Linked DNA regions of Homo sapiens: region 2 is linked to region 1. A link is an interaction called in ENCODE POLR2A ChIA-PET data of the cell type or tissue named here. Cell type or tissue: OCI-LY7. All regions are shown on one strand. Links, peaks and the distances in the headings refer to the core of each region. The heading gives the core; the rest is flanking DNA. Region 1 overlaps ANKS1B (ankyrin repeat and sterile alpha motif domain containing 1B). Region 2 has its middle 240 kb from the start of TRD-GTC1-1.

The links. ChIA-PET counts read pairs that join two places held together with the same protein. Peaks named below come from ENCODE experiments on the same cell type or tissue, not always from the same donor. Only the 100,000 strongest peaks of a DNase experiment are listed, where the experiment ranks them.
Region 2: POLR2A ChIA-PET joins it to region 1 with 7 read pairs; 1 of 35 experiments calls an interaction of 5 or more read pairs at or near these places.

What each region holds. Positions count from the first base shown.
Region 1 is chr12:99,232,483-99,245,441 of GRCh38, reverse strand. ANKS1B (ankyrin repeat and sterile alpha motif domain containing 1B) reads left to right here. Exons shown (of 27, transcript NM_001352186.2): 14 at 1,028-1,100. Among named protein-coding and RNA genes, the nearest start is that of GARIN6, 410 kb to the left of the region's middle. In OCI-LY7, for the core only: no CTCF peak of the experiment used is centred there; a DNase peak (open chromatin) is centred at 7,061; H3K4me3 peaks cover 338 bases.
Region 2 is chr12:98,259,677-98,263,676 of GRCh38, reverse strand. No RefSeq gene overlaps it. Among named protein-coding and RNA genes, the nearest start is that of TRD-GTC1-1, 240 kb to the left of the region's middle. In OCI-LY7, for the core only: a CTCF peak has its summit at 2,526; DNase peaks (open chromatin) are centred at 2,436, 3,196 and 3,846; H3K4me3 peaks cover 3,104 bases; H3K27ac peaks cover 3,903 bases.

The DNA.
Region 1 (12,959 bases), core at 4,848-8,847:
TTCAGGTTGCTAACATCAAGAGAGTCATTAAGCCATAAATTGCTATAGCTTAGACCATCATATCTTCCTTTAAATTCCATACTAGTAGATGGTTAGTTTTTCAAGTATAGCCATTTCTTATATTTATTAATTTAGTGAATAACATCTGAGATCCTTTTGTAGAGGCAGGATTAATTAACATTTAACTTAGATCTTATAATTAAGTTGTTTTCATGACTAGATGCTGGTGATTGGATGTCAGTAATCAGCTTGTGGTTGGTCAAACCATTTGGTTAGAACTTGCTCCAGGCCGGGAATGGTGGCTCATGCCTGTAATCCTAGCACTTTGGGACGCCGAGGCAGGTAGATCACTTGAGGCCAGGAGTTCAGAAACATCCTGGCCAACATGGCAAAATCACATCTCTACTAAAAACACAAAAATTAGCCAGGTGTGGTGGCATATGCCTGTAATCCCAGCTACTTGGGAGGCTGAGGCACGAGACTCATTTGGACCTGGGCGGCGGAGGTTGCAGTGAGCTGAGATGGTGCCACAGCACTGTAGCCTGGGCAACACAGTGAGATTCTGTCGAAACAAAAAACAGAAAACTTTGCTCCTGTGGCCGTGCTCTCCACACCCTGAAACCTGCTCCTTTACCAGTTAGATGGGATGCATGTTCTTAGGCAGAAGAAGAAGGGTGCCAGAGAGCAGAGACTTTGTCACATGAATTTATCTACAGTCCTTCTGAGTTTGAAGAATACACAGTTCCTAAATGACCAATCTATCCAAGTACAAAGTTTATTTCAAGAAACACAAAGAAAAGGCAAACTAATTTTGAAAGTTTAAGAAAGGGGAACATACTTTACATTTTAATAAAACAATCCGAAAGATGTTTGCTTTCCTTTAAATATTTCGCTATGCATCTCTTAACTGTGGAACACTGTGGTAATAACATCAAAAATATTTGCTCCCTTCATTTGAAACTTATTTTAAAATACAATGTTAAAAGTGAATGTAACAATCCATTTAAATGGTTTTTGTTTCTTACAGATTGACAAAATAATGAGTTCCATAGATGTTGGAATCAACAACGAACTTAAAGAGATGAATGGTGAGACCACAAGTAAGGCAACCTTCCTCTACATTATAATGAATAAATGTGCTTAAGGAGTAGTGAGAAAATGATAGGAATCTTTAGATAATTGCATTTTTTTCATTATAACAATAACTACAAATTATTTCCTTCCACTCTCAGATCTAACAACAATGACATATAAGCAACATCAGTTATAAGAATATTGACTTAGCAAATTGAGAGGATTTTTTCCCATGTGCTATTTTACTATGCCAGTGAAGTTTTTCTTTTTTTTTTTTAGAATTTTTTAATAATACTTTTAATTTAAATATATTTCAAACTCTCTGTTGGTTGTAAGTCTTTTTTTTATTATTATACTTTAAGTGCTAGGGTACATGTGCACAATGTGCAGGTTTGTTACATAGGTATACATGTGCCATGTTGGTTTGCTGCACCCATCAACTCGTCATTTACATTAGGTATTTCTCCTAATGCTATCCCTCCCCCAGCTCCCCACCCCGCAAGAGGCCCTTGCATGTGATGTTCCCCACCCTGTGTCCATGTGTTCTCATTGTTCACTTATGAGTGAGAACATGTGGTGTTTGGTTTTCTGTCCTTGTGACAGTTTGCTGAGAATGATGGTTTCCTGCTTCATCCATGTCCCTGCAAAGGACATGAGCTCATCCTTTTAATGGCTGCATAGTATTCCATGGTGTATATGTGCCACATTTTCTTAATCCAGTCTATCACTGGTGGACATTTGGGTTGGTTCCAAGTCTTTGCTATTGTGAATAGTGCCACAATAAACATACGTGTGCATGTGTCTTCATAGTAACATGATTTATGATCCTTTAGGTATATACCCAGTAATGGGATGGCTGGGTCAAATGGTATTTCTAGTTCTAGATCCTTGAGGAATCGCCACACTGTCTTCCACAATGGTTGAACTAATTTATGCTCCCACAAACAGTGTAAAAGCATTCCTATTTCTCCACGTCCTCTCCAGCATCTGTTGTTTCCTGACTTTTTAATGATCGCCATTCTAACTGGCTTGAGATGGTATCTCACTGTGGTTTTGATTTGCATTTCTCTGATGACCAGTGAGGATGAGCATTTTTTCATGTGTCTGTTGGCTAGATAGATGTCTTCTTTTGAGAAGTGTCTGTTCATAACCTTTGCCCACTTTTTGATGGGATTATTTGTTTTTCTCTTGTAAATTTGTTTAAGTTCTTTGTAGATTTTGGATATTAACCCTTTGTCAGATGGGTAGATTGCAAAAATTTTCTCGCATTCTGTAGGTTGCCTTTTCTTTTGCTGTGTGGAATCTCTTTAGTTTAATTAGATCCCATTTGTCTATTCTGGCTTTTGTTGCCATTGCTTTTGGTGTTTTAGTCATGAAGTCTTTGCCCATGCCTATGTCCTGAATGGTATTGCCTAGGTTTTCTTCTAGGATTTTTATGGTGTTAGGTCTTACATTAAAGTCATTAAGCCATCTTGAGTTAATTTTTGTATATGGTGTGAGGAAGGGATCCAGTTTCAGCTTTCTACATATGGCTAGCCAGTTTTCCCAGCACCATTTATTAAATAGGGAATCCTTTCCCCATTGCTTGTTTTTGTCAGGTTTGTTGAAGATCAGATGGTTGTAGATGTGTGTTGTTATATCTGAGGCCTCTGTTCTGTTCCATTGGTCTATATATCTGTTTTGGTACCAGAATCATGCTGTTTTGTTTACTGTAGCCTTGTAGAATAATTTGAAGTCAGATAGCATGATGCCTCCTGGTTTGTTCTTTTTGCTTAGGATTGTCTTGGCTCCACAGGCTCTTTTTTGGTTCCATATGAATTGTAAAGTAGTTTTTCCAATTCTGTGAAGAAAGTCAGTGGCAACTTGATGGGGATAGCATTGAATCTATAAATTACCTTGGGTGGTGTGGCCATTTTCACGATATTGATTCTTCTTATCCATGAGCATGGAATGTTCTTCCATTTGTTTGTGTCCTCTTTTATTTCATTGAGCAGTGGTTTGTAGTTCTGGTTAAAGAGGTCCTTCACATCCCTTGTAAATTGGATTCCTAGGTATTTTATTCTCTTTGTAGTAATTGTGAATGGGAGTTCACTCATGTTTTGACTTTCTGTTTGTCTATTATTGGTGTATAGGAATGCTTGTGATTTTTGCAGATTGATTTTGTATCCTGAGATTTTGCTGAAGTTGCTTATCAGCTTAAGGAGATTTTGGGCTAAAATGATTGGGTTTTCTAAATATACAATCATATCATCTGCAAACAGAGACAATTTGACTTCCTCTTTTTCTAATTGATTTATGTCATTCTCTTGCCTGATTGCTCTGGCCAGAACTTCCAACACTATTTTGAATAGGAGTGGTGAGAGAGGGCATCCCTGTCTTTCGCCGGTTTTCAAAGGGAATGCTTCCAGTTTTTGCCCGTTCAGTATGATATTGGCTGTGGGTTTGTCATAAATAGCTCTTATTATTTTGAGATACATTCCATCAATACCTAGTTTATTGAGAGTTTTTAGCATGAAGGGCTGTTGAATTTTGTCAAAGGCCTTTTCTGCATCTACTGAGATAATCATGTCCTTTTTGTTGTTGGTTCTGTTTATGTGATGGATTACATTTATTGATTTGTGTATGTTGAACCAACCTGGCCTCCCAGGGATGAAGCCAATCTGATCGTGGTGGATAAGCTTCTTGATGTGCTGCTGGATTCAGTTTGCTAGTATTTTACTGAGGATTTTCACATCAATGTTCATCAGGGATATTGGCATAAAATTCTCTTTTGTTGTTGTGTCTCTGCCAGGCTTTGGTATCAAGATGATGCTGGCCTCATAAAATGAGTTAGGGAGGATTCCCTCTTTTTCTATTGATTGGAAAAGTTTCAGAAGGAATGGTACCAGTTCCTCTTTGTACCTCTGGTAGAACTCGGCTGTGAATTTGTCTTGTCCTGGACTTTTTTTAGTTGGTAGGCTATTTATTATTGCCTCAATTTCAGAACCTGTTATTGGTCTATTCAGAGATTCAACTTCTTCCTGGTTTAGTCTTGGGAAGGTGTATGTGTCCAGGAATTTACCCATTTCTTCTAGATTTTCTACTTCATTTGCGTAGAGGTGTTTATAGTATTCTCTGATGGTAGTTTGTATTTCTGTGGGATTGGTGGTGATATCCCCTTTATCATTTTTTATTGCATCTGTTTGATTCTTCTCTCTTTTCTTCTTTATTAGTCTTGCTAGTGGTATATCAATTTTGTTGATCTTTTCAAAAAACCAGCTCCTGGATTCATTGATTTTGTGAAGGATTTTTTGTGTCTCTATCTCCTTCAATTCTGCTCTGATCTTAATTATTTCTTGTCTTCTGCTAGCTTTTGAATTTGTTTGCTCTTGTTTCTCTAGTTCTTTTAATTGTGATGTTAGCGTGTCAATTTTAGATCTTTCCTGCTTTCTCTTGTGGGCATTTAGTGCTATAAGTTTCCCTCTACACGCTGCTTTAAATGTATCCCAGAGATTCTGGTACAATGTGTCTTTGTTCTCATTGGTTTCAAAGAACATCTTTATTTCTGCCTTCATTTTGTTATTTACCCAGTAGTCACTCAGGAGCAGGTTGTTCAGTTTCCACGTAGTTGAGCAGTTTTGAGTGAATTTCTTAATCCTGAGTTCTAATTTGATTGCACTGTGGTTTTAGAGACGGTTTGTTATGATTTCTGCTCTTTTACATTTGCTGAGGAGTGTTTTACTTCTAACTATGTGGTCAATTTTAGAATAAGTGGGATGTGGTGCTGAGAAGATTTGGGGTATGCAGTTCTGTAGATGTCTATTATGTCCGCTTGGTCCAGAGCTGAGTTCAAGTCCTGGATATCCTTGTTAACTTTCTCTCTTATTGATCTGTCTAATATTGGCAGTGGGGTGTTAAAGTCTATCATTATTATTGTATGGGAGTCTATGTCTCTTTGTCGGTCTCTAAGGACTTGCTTTATGATTCTGGTTACTCCTGTATTGGGTGCCTATATATTTAGGATAGTTAGCTCTTCTTGTTGAATTGATCCGTTTACCATTATATAGTGGCCTTCTTTGTCTCTTTTGATCTTGTTGGTTTAAAATCTGTTTTATCAGAGACTAGGATTGCAATCCGTGCTTTTTTTTGTTTTCCATTTGCTTGGTAGATCTTCCTCCATCCCTTTATTTTGAGCCTATGTGTGTCTCTGCATGTGAGATGTGTCTCCTGAATACAGCACACTGATGGGTCTTGGCTCTTTATCCAATTTTCCAGTCTGTGTCTTTTAATAGGGACATTTAGCCTATTTACATTTAAGGTTAATATTGTTATCTTTGAATTTGACCCTATCATTATGTTAGCTGGTTATTTTGCCTGTTAATTCCACAGTTTCCTCATAGCGTTGATGGTCTTTACAATTTGGCATGTTTTTGCAGTGGCTGGTACCGGTTGTTCCTTTCCATGTTTAGTGCTTTCTTCAGGAGCTCTTGTAAGGTAGGCCTGGTGGTGACAAAATCTCTCAGCATTTGCTTGTCTGTAAAGGATTTTATTTCTCCTTCATTTATGAAGCATAATTTGGCTGGATATGAGATTCTGGGTTGAAAATTCTTTTCTTTAAGAATGTTGAATATCGGCCCCCACTCTCTTCTTGCTTGTAATGTTTCTGCCAAGAGATCCACTGTTAGTCTAATGGGCTTCCCTTTGTGGGTAACCCAACCTTTCTCTCTGGCTGCCCTTAACATTTTTTCCTTCATTTCAACCTTGTTGAATCTGATGATTATGTGTCTTGGGGTTGCTCTTCTTGAGGAGTATCTTTGTGGTGTTCTCTGTATTTCCTGAATTTGAATGTTGGCCTGCCTTGCTAGATTCGGGAAGTTCTCCTAGATAATATCCTGAAGAGTGTTTTCTAACTTGGTTCATTCTCCCTGTCACTTTCTGGTACACCAATCAAATGTATATTTGGTCTTTTCACATAGTCCCATATTTCTTGGAGGCTTTGTTCATTTCTTTTCACTCTTTTTTCTCTAATCTTGTCTTCTTGCTTTATTTCATTTATTTGATCTTCCATCACTGTTATCCTTTCTTCCACTTGATCAAATCAGCTATTGATGCTTGTGCATGCATCATGAGGTTCTTGTGCTTTGGTTTTCAGTTCCATCAGGTCATTTAAAGTCTTCTTTACACCGTTTATTCTAGTTAGCCATTTGTCTAACCTTTTTTCAGGGTTTTTAGCTTCCTTGAGATGGGTTAGAATATGATCCTTTAGCTCAGAGGAGTTTGTTATTCCAACCTTCTGAAGGCTACTTCTGTCAACTCATCAAACTCATTCTCTGTCTAGTTTTGTTCACTTGCTGGCGAGGAGCTGCAATCCTTTGGAGGAGAAGAGGCATTCTGGTTTTTGGAATTTTCAGCTTTTCTGCAGTGGTTTCTCCCATTTTTTTGGTTTTATCTACCTTTGGTCTTTGATGTTGGTGACCTATACAGATGGGGTTTTGGTGTGGATGTCCTTTTCGTTGCTGTAGATGCTATTCCTTTCTGTTTATTAGTTTTCCTTCTAACAGTCAAGCCCCTCAGCTGCAGGTCTGCTGGAGTTTGCTGGAGGCCCACTCCAGACCCTGTTTGCCTGGGTATCACTAGTAGAGGCTGCAGAACAGCAAATATTGCTGCCTGATCCTTCCTCTGGAAGCTTTGTCCCAGAGGAGCACCCACCTCTTTGAGGTGTCTGTTGGCCCCTACTGGGAGATGTCTCCCAGTCAGGCTACACAGGGGTCAGGGACCTGCTTGAGGAGGCAGTCTGTCTGTTCTTGGAGCTCAAACGCTGTGCTGAGAGAACCACTGCTTTCTTCCGAGCTGTCAGACAGGGACATTTAAATCTGCAGAAACTGTCTGCTGCCTTTTGTTCTGCTATGCCCTTCCCCCAGAGGTGGAATCTAGAGAGGCAGTAGGCCTTGCTAAGCTGCAGTGGGCTCCACCCATTTGGAGCTTCCCGGCTGCTTTGTTCACACTGTGAGCTACTCAAGCCTCAACAGTGACGGATGCCCCTCCCCCCGTCAAGCTGCAGCATTGCATGTTGATCTCAGACTGCTGCACTAGCAGTGAGCAAGGATCCGTGGGTGTGGGACCCACCAAGCCAGGCAAGGGAAGGTATCTCCTGGTCTGCCAGTTGCTAAGACTGTGGGAAAAGTGCAGTATTTGATCAGGAGTGTACCATTTCTCCAGGTACAGTCTGTCACAGTTTCCCTTGGCTAGGAAGGGGAAATCCCCCAACCCCTTGCACTTCCTGGGTGAGGCAACACCCCGCCCTGCTTCAGCTCGCCCTCTGTGGGCTGCACCCACTGTCCAACCAGTCTCAATGAGATGAACCAGGTACCTCAGTTGGAAATGCAGAAATCACCCATCTTCTGCATCGATCTCACTGGGAACTGCAGACCAGAGCTCTTCCTATTCAGCCACCTTGGACACCAGTGAAGTTTTTCTATGTGCTAGGCATGTGCCTGTAGTCCCAGGTACTCGGGAGGCTGAGGCCAAAGGATTGCTAGAGCCTAGGTGTTTGAGACCAGCCTTGGCAAGATAGTGAGACCCTGTCTTCAAATATGTATATATATAGACACACATGCACACACACGAAGTTTCTATTTTATGTAGAGCTCAGTATGAAGCACTTCAAAGCATTAAAGAATCTGATGACTTAATACACTAATATTTCTTATTCAGTGAAACATTCACCTGACCAAAGTGATTAACAACTTCTGCTAAGTTGTGGGCTCCAATTTTGCAAGAACTGTGTGTTAATCATCTTTATGTATCCCATAATACTTGGCAGACTATTTCACAAATAGTTGGTTTTACAATCACTATTTTATATATTACTCTTACTAAGTATTATTTTCTTCCTTACAACTAAAGTTCAGAGCCAAAGTGGAAGGCCATATCAGATCCAAATCTATTCATTTTTCTTGTTTGAGTTTTGTAGCCAATACAGAGATATTTGCATTACTTCAGTATTGACACCAAATGTGTGTGGAGCCCCCAGACACACACAAACACATACACACACATATATATACATATATATGTATATAGCTGGGCCTATACAGCTGGGTATAATGACTATTTTAGTGTAAGGCAGGCACAGTTGAAAAGTATGTGAATTTTGTGACAAACACACAGGAACACACCCCAAACAAAAAAGGCTGGTGATTCATTTTGATATTCTCAGTTGACATATTTGAAAAGTTATGAAAGAGCCCCAAATCTTACCATCCTTGCAATTTTCTTCTTTTTTAACTTTTATTTTATGTTCAGGGATACAAGTATGTTTGCTGCATAGGTAAACTTGTATCATGGAGGTTTGTTGTCCAGATTATTTCATCACCCAGGTATTAAGCCTAGTACCCATTATTTTTCCTGACTCTCTCCCTCCTCCCACCCTCCATCCTCCAAAAGATATCAGCGTGTGTTGTTCCCCTCTGTGTGTCCATGTGTTCTCGTCATTTAGCTCCCACTTATAAGTGAGAACATGCAGAATTTGGTTTTCTGTTCCTGTGTTAGTTTGCTAAGGATAATGGTCTCCAGCTCCATCCATGTCCCTGCAAAGGATATAATCTCATTCTTTTTAATGGTCAAAGCTGGAAGCATTCTCCTTGAAAATCAGCACAAGACAAGCATGCCCTCCTTATTCCTATTCAACATAGTATCAGAAGTTCTGGCCAGTGCAGTCAGGCAAGAGAAAGAAAGAAAGGGCATCTGCTATGGTTTGGCTGTGTTCCCACCCAAATCTCATCTTGAATTGTAATCCTGATATGTCAAGGGAGGGACCTAGTGGGAGGTGATTGGATCATGGGGTTGGTTCCCAGCATGCTGTTTTCATGATAGTGGGTGAGTTCTCACGAGACCTGATGGTCTTAGAGTGTGGCAATTCCCCCTTTACTGTGTCTCTCTCCTGCTGCCATGTAAGATGTGCCTTGCTTCCCCTTTGCCTTCCACCATGATTGTAAGTTTCCTGAGGCCTCCTCAGCCATGCGAAACTGCGAGTCAGTTAAACCTCTTTTCTTTATAAATAACCCAGTCTCAGGTAGTATCTTTACAGCAGTGTGAAAAACAGCATCCAAATAGGAAGAGAGGAAGTCAAACTATCCCTGTTTGCAGATGGCATGATCCTATATCTAGAAAACCCAATAGTATTATCCTTGCAGTTTTGTACTGAAGCAAAACTGAATGAACTACCTGCATCATTACAACTGCTAACATTAGGGAATTTTTCTCAAAATGTGGTCTACAAATCACTTGCATCAGAATCACTTCCAGCGCTGGTGAAAAATGAAGATTCCTCGGCTCCATGCTACTAAATCAGTATTTCTGGAGGCAGAGCTCAACAAATATGCCTTTTAAACAAGCAATCCAAGTGACTCTTAAGACCAGGAAAGTTGGAGAATGATTGTTTTATGGTGGATTGGCCTGGGTGGCTAAGAAGTAACATTGCAATCACTAAAAAGAATATGCAGGTCTAAGTGACACCCTGGTAGGAGTACCTTGCTTGTTTCTCTTATGTTGGAACAAGTGAGAAGTTATTCTAACTCGGCTGGGCCCCATGTTAATTAAGTGATAATTTTTAAAAAGGTCAAGCAATACTTTTTTTCTGAAATACAGGTTTGCATTAGATTTTAAAACTGAAAAATTAAGAAACAATTCTCAAAATTTCATACATATGTTTAGTGACCCAAGTATGATATTAGCTCCAAGATAGACTATGTAGCCAGTTCTCTCACATAGAAATGCTGACAAACACTGAGGACTTTGCCAAAACCCAACGAACCAGCCTAGCAACATATGTTGCCACGTAATTCTTTCAGGCCTGCTTACAGAATAATTTCAGGGATATTGTAAGAATACAGATCTTTGATTGATGTGAAGGTAAGAATTTCTTTTCTTATCAACTTTACTCATTCTATCTTTATTCAAAGATAGAGTGGCTGCCCCGTGTGATAGTAAGTTCCTCAATACTGAGGATATTCAAGCTAGGAGTGCTTCTGTGCTGGAATGGTGTTTCATGCATGAAGTCCACAGCTAGACTTAGGTAACATTGGATATTAATGTTCTAAAATTCTTCAAACATATAGTGCCATTGAGCCATAAAAATATAATACACATGATTATTAAAAGTAAAAATAAATGTTAAAAGTGCCACTTGGACAAAGCTGCCTCTTAAGGGCATTTTAGTGGTAAACAAATACACAAATTATTTTTTCTTCTCTTTCTACCTATCATATTGCCATCCTACCTACTGACTTTATTTATCATTTTTCTACAGTGGTAGTTAAAATGAAAGTGGAGACTCAGTCCCCAAAGAATCATTGTTATTAACAGAGGCTGGCTCTGTGTGTGCCTCAATTTTTACCTCTTCATCACACACTACTTACGTGCTAAGTGATTGACCATGGCATGTACCATTCCACTTGGCCATTAGGCTAGTTGTGAATTACAGTTTTGCTGAGTTGCAGTTTTTTCCCTCTCAAGGGTAGGTTTAATTAGAGGTGTGATAAACAACCCTGTGAAAATGGCATTCCACAAGTAATATTTTGGGTACTGAGTGTGGTTGGTAAATCACATGGTAAAAAAAAAAAAAGTCAGACAGACATGAATTCAAATCTTGGCTCTGTTATTTACCAGCTGCTTGATCTTAGGTGACTTACTCAGTTTCCCCATTGACAGAAATGAGAATACTAATAGAGGATGAGTGTAGAGATGCACGATGGCATATACATAAAAGTCTAACATATGCAGATACATATTAAATTTTAGCTCTCACCTTGTCCTATTGTGATGCAGACATTGTGTTTGCTGCTGTGGTCATACCAAAATAAATACACGTAAGCCCTGTCTGTAAGAATCTTAGAATGTCAGCTGATCTTACAATCTTAATGTTAAATTCACTGTATTCCCAGGAATTGTTGTGGTGTGTCAGTTGGAATACAGGTCATGATAAATGCACCAGTCAATTGGTACCAGAGAAGAGCAGTTACTAAAAGAGAGCATAAAATTCCAGAGTACCCTGGCACAGAAAGAAGAAAAGTCTAATACACATTGATTTAAGTGGTCTAAGTTATTTTGATGAAATCTGATCATACTGCTTTTGCTTGACAATTGGGAAGGGACAGGCAATGAAATTAATGGGAGGTAAATTTAAAATGAGCAAGAGGAAACACCGTTTTATGTAGTATGTGTTGTCTATCTGCAAAATTTTGCTTTGGGAGGATACTAAGTCAAGTGCTATGCCTAGCTCTAACAGAGCTCTGTAGTTTTTTGAACACTTATGTTTGTTGCTTAAGACCTCTTAAGACAATTGGGAGAATAAAATCTTAAGCAATGGAGATGAAGGATCAAAGGTCAACATTACATTTGGATTCTCTTGCCTATTTTGTCTCAGCATTTTTTTTGTTGTCCCCACCCCTACACATTTCTAATGTCAGATATTTTATAAACAAAATATTTATTGGATCAGGAAAAGATTTGGAGGTCTCTCATCTTTATTCCTATAAATATGAACCCACTCAAAGTTTGAGCAGTCTCTATGGGTCATCAACTAGTTTTACTAATAGAAATCAGTTTCCTCTTTTTCCTACCACCCCAATTTTCTCAGCAATTGTGTAGTAGTTTGAAACTTATCTAGCAACGTCAACTGTCCAGGACTAAGACAGAAATAAGAGTAAATATAATTTCCTGAATTTGTTTGAGGTCAGTCCTTTTGATTCTCAGAACTTATTAATTCATAAGTTTTACAAACAACACTTCTGTTTTCCCACTTGAAATCAGACTCAAATGCCAAACAAATCAGTATTGGTGTAGGATTCAATTATATTCAATGCCTCATATTGTGCAGAACACCCTGTTCTTCAGCAAAGCTGGATATGTGATGTGATAATATATTCTACATCATCATGCACTCTCAGGTTTGCATTTTTAGAATCCTTTCAGATAACAGGTTTTGAAGTTAGATGGACCTGGTCTCAAGTCCCAGTTTTGCAATTTCTGACCTCCCTGATGTCAACTTCCTCACCTAGAAACTCAGATTTTTAATAACCACCCTATAAGACTGTAGCAAGATTAAATTATACACTGTACTACTACAGTTTAGGTATCCCTTATCTGAAATGCTTGTGACCGGAAGTGTTTCAGATTTCAATTATTTTTGGATTTGGAATGTTTGCATATATATAATGAAACATCTTGTAGTTGGGACCCAAATCTAAACATGAAATTCATTTGTTATTTATATACACCTTCTATACAAAGCATGAATGTAATTTTATACAATATTTTTAATAATTTTGTGCACAAAACAAAATTTTGACTGTATTTTGACTGTGGCTTGTCAAAATACAGTCAAAATTTTCTACTTGTGGTGTCATGTAGGTGTTCAAAAAATTAGATTTGGGAGCATTTCGGATTTCAGATTTTCAGGTTGGGAATTCTCAACTTTATAGCCTGAAACATAGCTGGTAATTCATAAATATAATTTTCTTGCCTTTTTATCAGAGTATGCATGGCTTCTCTTTCTCATTAGAGTGCATGCTCCACAGAAAGATGCTTGGGAAACCTTGCTTATCTTTTGATCACTGAGGATTGTAGTTAAGGTATAATTACTCATATTCTAAGTTGCTTTCATGTGGAATCTTTTCTGAAGTTTTATTTCTTTAACCATTGTCATTGCAATCATAAGAAAGTGCTTTCAAGTTAGGAAATTTACCACCTTCACTGGAACTACTTCAAATACTCACACTTTTCTAAGAATCAGGTTGAATATCTTCTTGATGGGATGGAGGATCACTTAAGTAAAGTGGAGGCAGTAATTGGCTCCACGGGACGTGCTTGTCATTACACAAGAGCAAACATGCAGAGTAATCAAG
Region 2 (4,000 bases), core at 1-4,000, 980 kb after region 1:
AGTGGCAGGAGGAATGGTTTCAATAAGTTTTGCTGTGTGTTATGAGTGGGATCTCTTTGGGTAAATTTCAATAGATTTCAATAAAGATATAATTTGCTTATTGGCTATTTTTGACTGTATTTCTTTGAGGCTGACTTCTAGGTGAGAAAACGCCAGCCTGGCTTTACGTGGGTTACAACCATGTGTAGCAGATTGAGTTTCACACTTTGGTGTCCTACATGCTGCCTCCAAGCACTTAGTGGAAACAGCAAATATTTCTTGCACGTAACTGAAATAATAATCGTAAGATTGTGTGCCATCCAATCTTATAGCTTCTAACTATGGAATGAATTAAGACTAAAATGAAGTACATTCTTAGGATTTGTTCTGCTCTTTAGTAGATTTAAAGAATGTGTTAAAACATGCATTGTGGAAAAGGACATTCCATTTTGAACTATTCCAGAAATATGCATAGGAACCATTTAGACTGATCTTATTGTCCATTTGAGTTAATCTGTGGGAAGCAAGGCACTCCCTATTGCTAGCCAGATCCTTCCAAGAATTTTAAGATATTCAAATTGGAATTTCTTTCTTCAAGCCCCCGAAGCTCACAGAAAAATCGCCCACATGGCCAGAGTCGAAGTTATGCCTCCCTGCTGGGGCTCAGTCAAACAAAGACATTCCTTCTTGTTGGTAACACATCTCTGTATCAGCTGAATTACCGGGATTTAAATTAAATGGAATCTCAGGTGAAAGGTTTTATTTCAGAGAGGCAACTTTCGTTTTGGCGGCAGGGAGAGAAGGCCCTCCTATCATCTGGTGGTAAGACGGGGGCTTCAGAAAGAGGCAGGAAGAGCTCTGCGAATGTTAGGTGGCTCAGTGGGGAGTTCAGGAAGTCACTGTTGTGTTCTTAAAGAGGCTATGCCAGAGGATTTTGGAGACCCAGATGCTTCATTCAATGAACTACAAATGGTGAGTACCTCTGTGAGACATTGAGTTGTCTAGTCCTACTCCTTACCTTTTCCATTTTCACCTCCCTTATTCCTGCCCTTCTAGGAGGCTAACGTGGAACTGTGTTTGTAGCCATGTTGAGGTAGGAGAAGAGTGTATCTCTTTATTTTTGTTTTTGAAGGCATTAAAAAAAATCTTAGGACTGTATGGAAGTACACACTCTGACATCACTTATAGGTGTCGCTAGGAGGAGGTGTGGATGCTTAATGACCCAACAGGAGATGTGACCCCTTGGGAGGCTTCCAGACCTTGCTTTCCTCTCTGGGCTGGCCAAGATGCTGGGTGTCCAGAAGAGGAGCTGTGGCCTCCAGGGACTGTTAGGTTACTCAGGGGGAAAACCACAGCGAACTGATTGGACCCCTTGCTGTCTGGGAGAAGTTCACTCTTTGAACCAGCCTGTCCCTGCCCTGCAATGTCCTCATGTGCCTAAAAGAAAAGAAATAAAGAGGTTGTAATTCCAAGTTAATCACCTAATAAGGGAGGCTGCTTGGGATGATGAGAGAAAAAAAAAACTAAAATGCATGGGAATGCCTTTGGAGAAGCACTTAGAACACCTGAGTGGGGAGATTGTTGGCAGAAAAGCTAAAGATGTGGCTTGGGTTTGTGTTTTAGGGTGAAGCTGAAGCAAAGCTCAAGGGACCTGTTTGTTACACACGGTCTCCAGCCTTTGTGCCCGTGGGAATATGGGCTCCGGGGGGTAGTCAGGGCTTGAGGTGTGGGGAAAAGGAGTGCCCAAATAAGTGCCTATCATCCGAGATTCAGAAGAAATCCTGTGAAGAATCTGGAGTTGTTTCAGAAGTTGCTTCAACCTAGAAGCCTTTCCTGAAACTCAGAATTATTGCACGCATACACACACACACACACACACACACACACACACACACACACACACACACACACACACATTCTTCAGGGGCAATGCCTCTTTAGTTTTTTATTTTCTTTTATTCTAGAAGGGGAGAGAATAGCATTGAGGTGGGATAACCAAAATGGGATTATTTTAAAATGCACTTTCCCTCCCCATTCTACAGGGGATTGAGGAGGATTATGTGCAGCTTTCATGAAATGTCTTGTGTTCCTCTCTGGGAAAGAAACTGTAAATGTCAAGTTATCAGTCTCTGTGATAACAGCTCACACAGGTACAGGCAGACCCAGCAGGGAGGAAAGAGCATGGCTGGCCCATACACTAGTGTCACCTGCAGTTACCAAGACCAAGACCCTAGTAGTCTGGTGTAGCCAACAGATGGAGAGGTGACAACAACTAGAGTCAGGGAAGGGGATGGGGAGCATGGCGACACGTGAGAGGTACCAACCACCCTGCAGAGGGTTGACAAAGCAGAAGCAGCAGGCTTAGTAGGTGCAGCCCCTCACTTCTCAAACCCAACCTCCAGGTGCCACTTTTATGCTTAGTGTTAACTGAGCTGCTCAGACCCTGATGTGCAAGCAAGCCACCTGGAGATCTTGTTAAAATAAAATTTCTGATTCAGTAAGCCTGAGGCTAGGGCTCCCCAGGTGATGTTGCTGCTGCTGGCCTGGGTACTATGCTCTGATTAGCAAGGTGTTAAGAGAATCTCAGGTCACAGCTGTATTTTTAGGTTGCACAGCTGCAATAGAAAGGTGAATCAAATTGTGTACAAAGATATACAAACACATTCTGCTGTCACTTAAGCTTACTAGTGTCAGGGGGAAATTGTCCAGATAACTCCAAATCTTTTGAATTTGGATTTGGAATGCTTTATATGAGTAAATGTTTGCTTTCTATGGCTGACAGTTGATGTTGGGGTGTTCAGGTCTATATAAAGATGGCTTAGTAACTTTTTTTTTTTTTTTGAGATGGATTCTCACTCTGTCACCCAGGCTGGAGTGCAGTGGTGTGATCTCGGCTCAATGCAACCTCCACCTCCCAGGTTCAAGCAATTCTCATGTCTCAGCATCCTGAGTAGCTGGGATTACAAGCATGTGCCACCACACCGGGCTCATTTTTGTATTTTTAGTAGAGATGGGGTTTCTCCATGTTGGCCAGTCTGGTCTTGAACTCCTGGCCTGAAGTGATCTACCCACCTCGGCCTCCCAGAGTGCTGGGATTACAGGCATAAGCCACTGCGCCCGGCCCTAAGATGGCTTAGTACTTATTGAGTACACACCAGCTGAGGGGAGGAGCATGCTGAGTGACAGGGGAGGCGAGCTTGCCATGTTCCTTGGCCAAGGACCACCTATAAAGTGTACAGCTTAACTGTGCATAGTTGGGAGCTGGCTTTTGCACTGGATATGTCTCCTCTGGTTAGGCTAGAGAGGGGAAGTTAACACTGTGCTCTTAAGGCTCCCTCTTCTAAGGAAGAAAATTAGGTAGGAAGAGACAGAACATAATGGCAAGAGAATGAAAGTCACGATATTGTTTGGGATTCTATTTTTTATCTTTGGGACGAGAGAAAAATGAATTCCATAGGAAGAAGGACAAATCAAGGGGAACAACATTAAAAAAAGAAGAAACAAAAGAGATGAGTGATGAAGAGAGGAAGGAAATCTCCTCAGTAGATAAAACAGATTTGCCAAATATATTACATTCATTAAGATTTTTCTCTGCTTATAATGTGTGCTTTTCGGAGGCTTTTCTTAGCATTAACGGACGCTCTGGGAGAGGAGAAAGTTGGCAGAGAGAAGCCTAGCAAATATATAAATAAGCTTTGGAGGTTTCAGAAGTTTCTCTTCCCACAATAGAATGTTCTGCAGCCTGGGCAAACTTTTTCTTACTTAAACAAATGCTTTGAAAGACAAAGATTTCATATCGTCAGTGGAACATTCAGACTAATAATTGCCTCTGTTCTTCTGCCTTGAAGTCTCAACAGCCAGCAGATTTATGATTCACTTTCAGCAATAAGCTCCTTCAAATAAATACCACTTTCCCCAGCTGCAAATTGAGTTTTCGCAAACACACAGAGATAGACTTCACTAACAGGAACTAAGTTTTCTTGGTGTGTATGTATATATGATGGTGAAACAATGTGTTTGC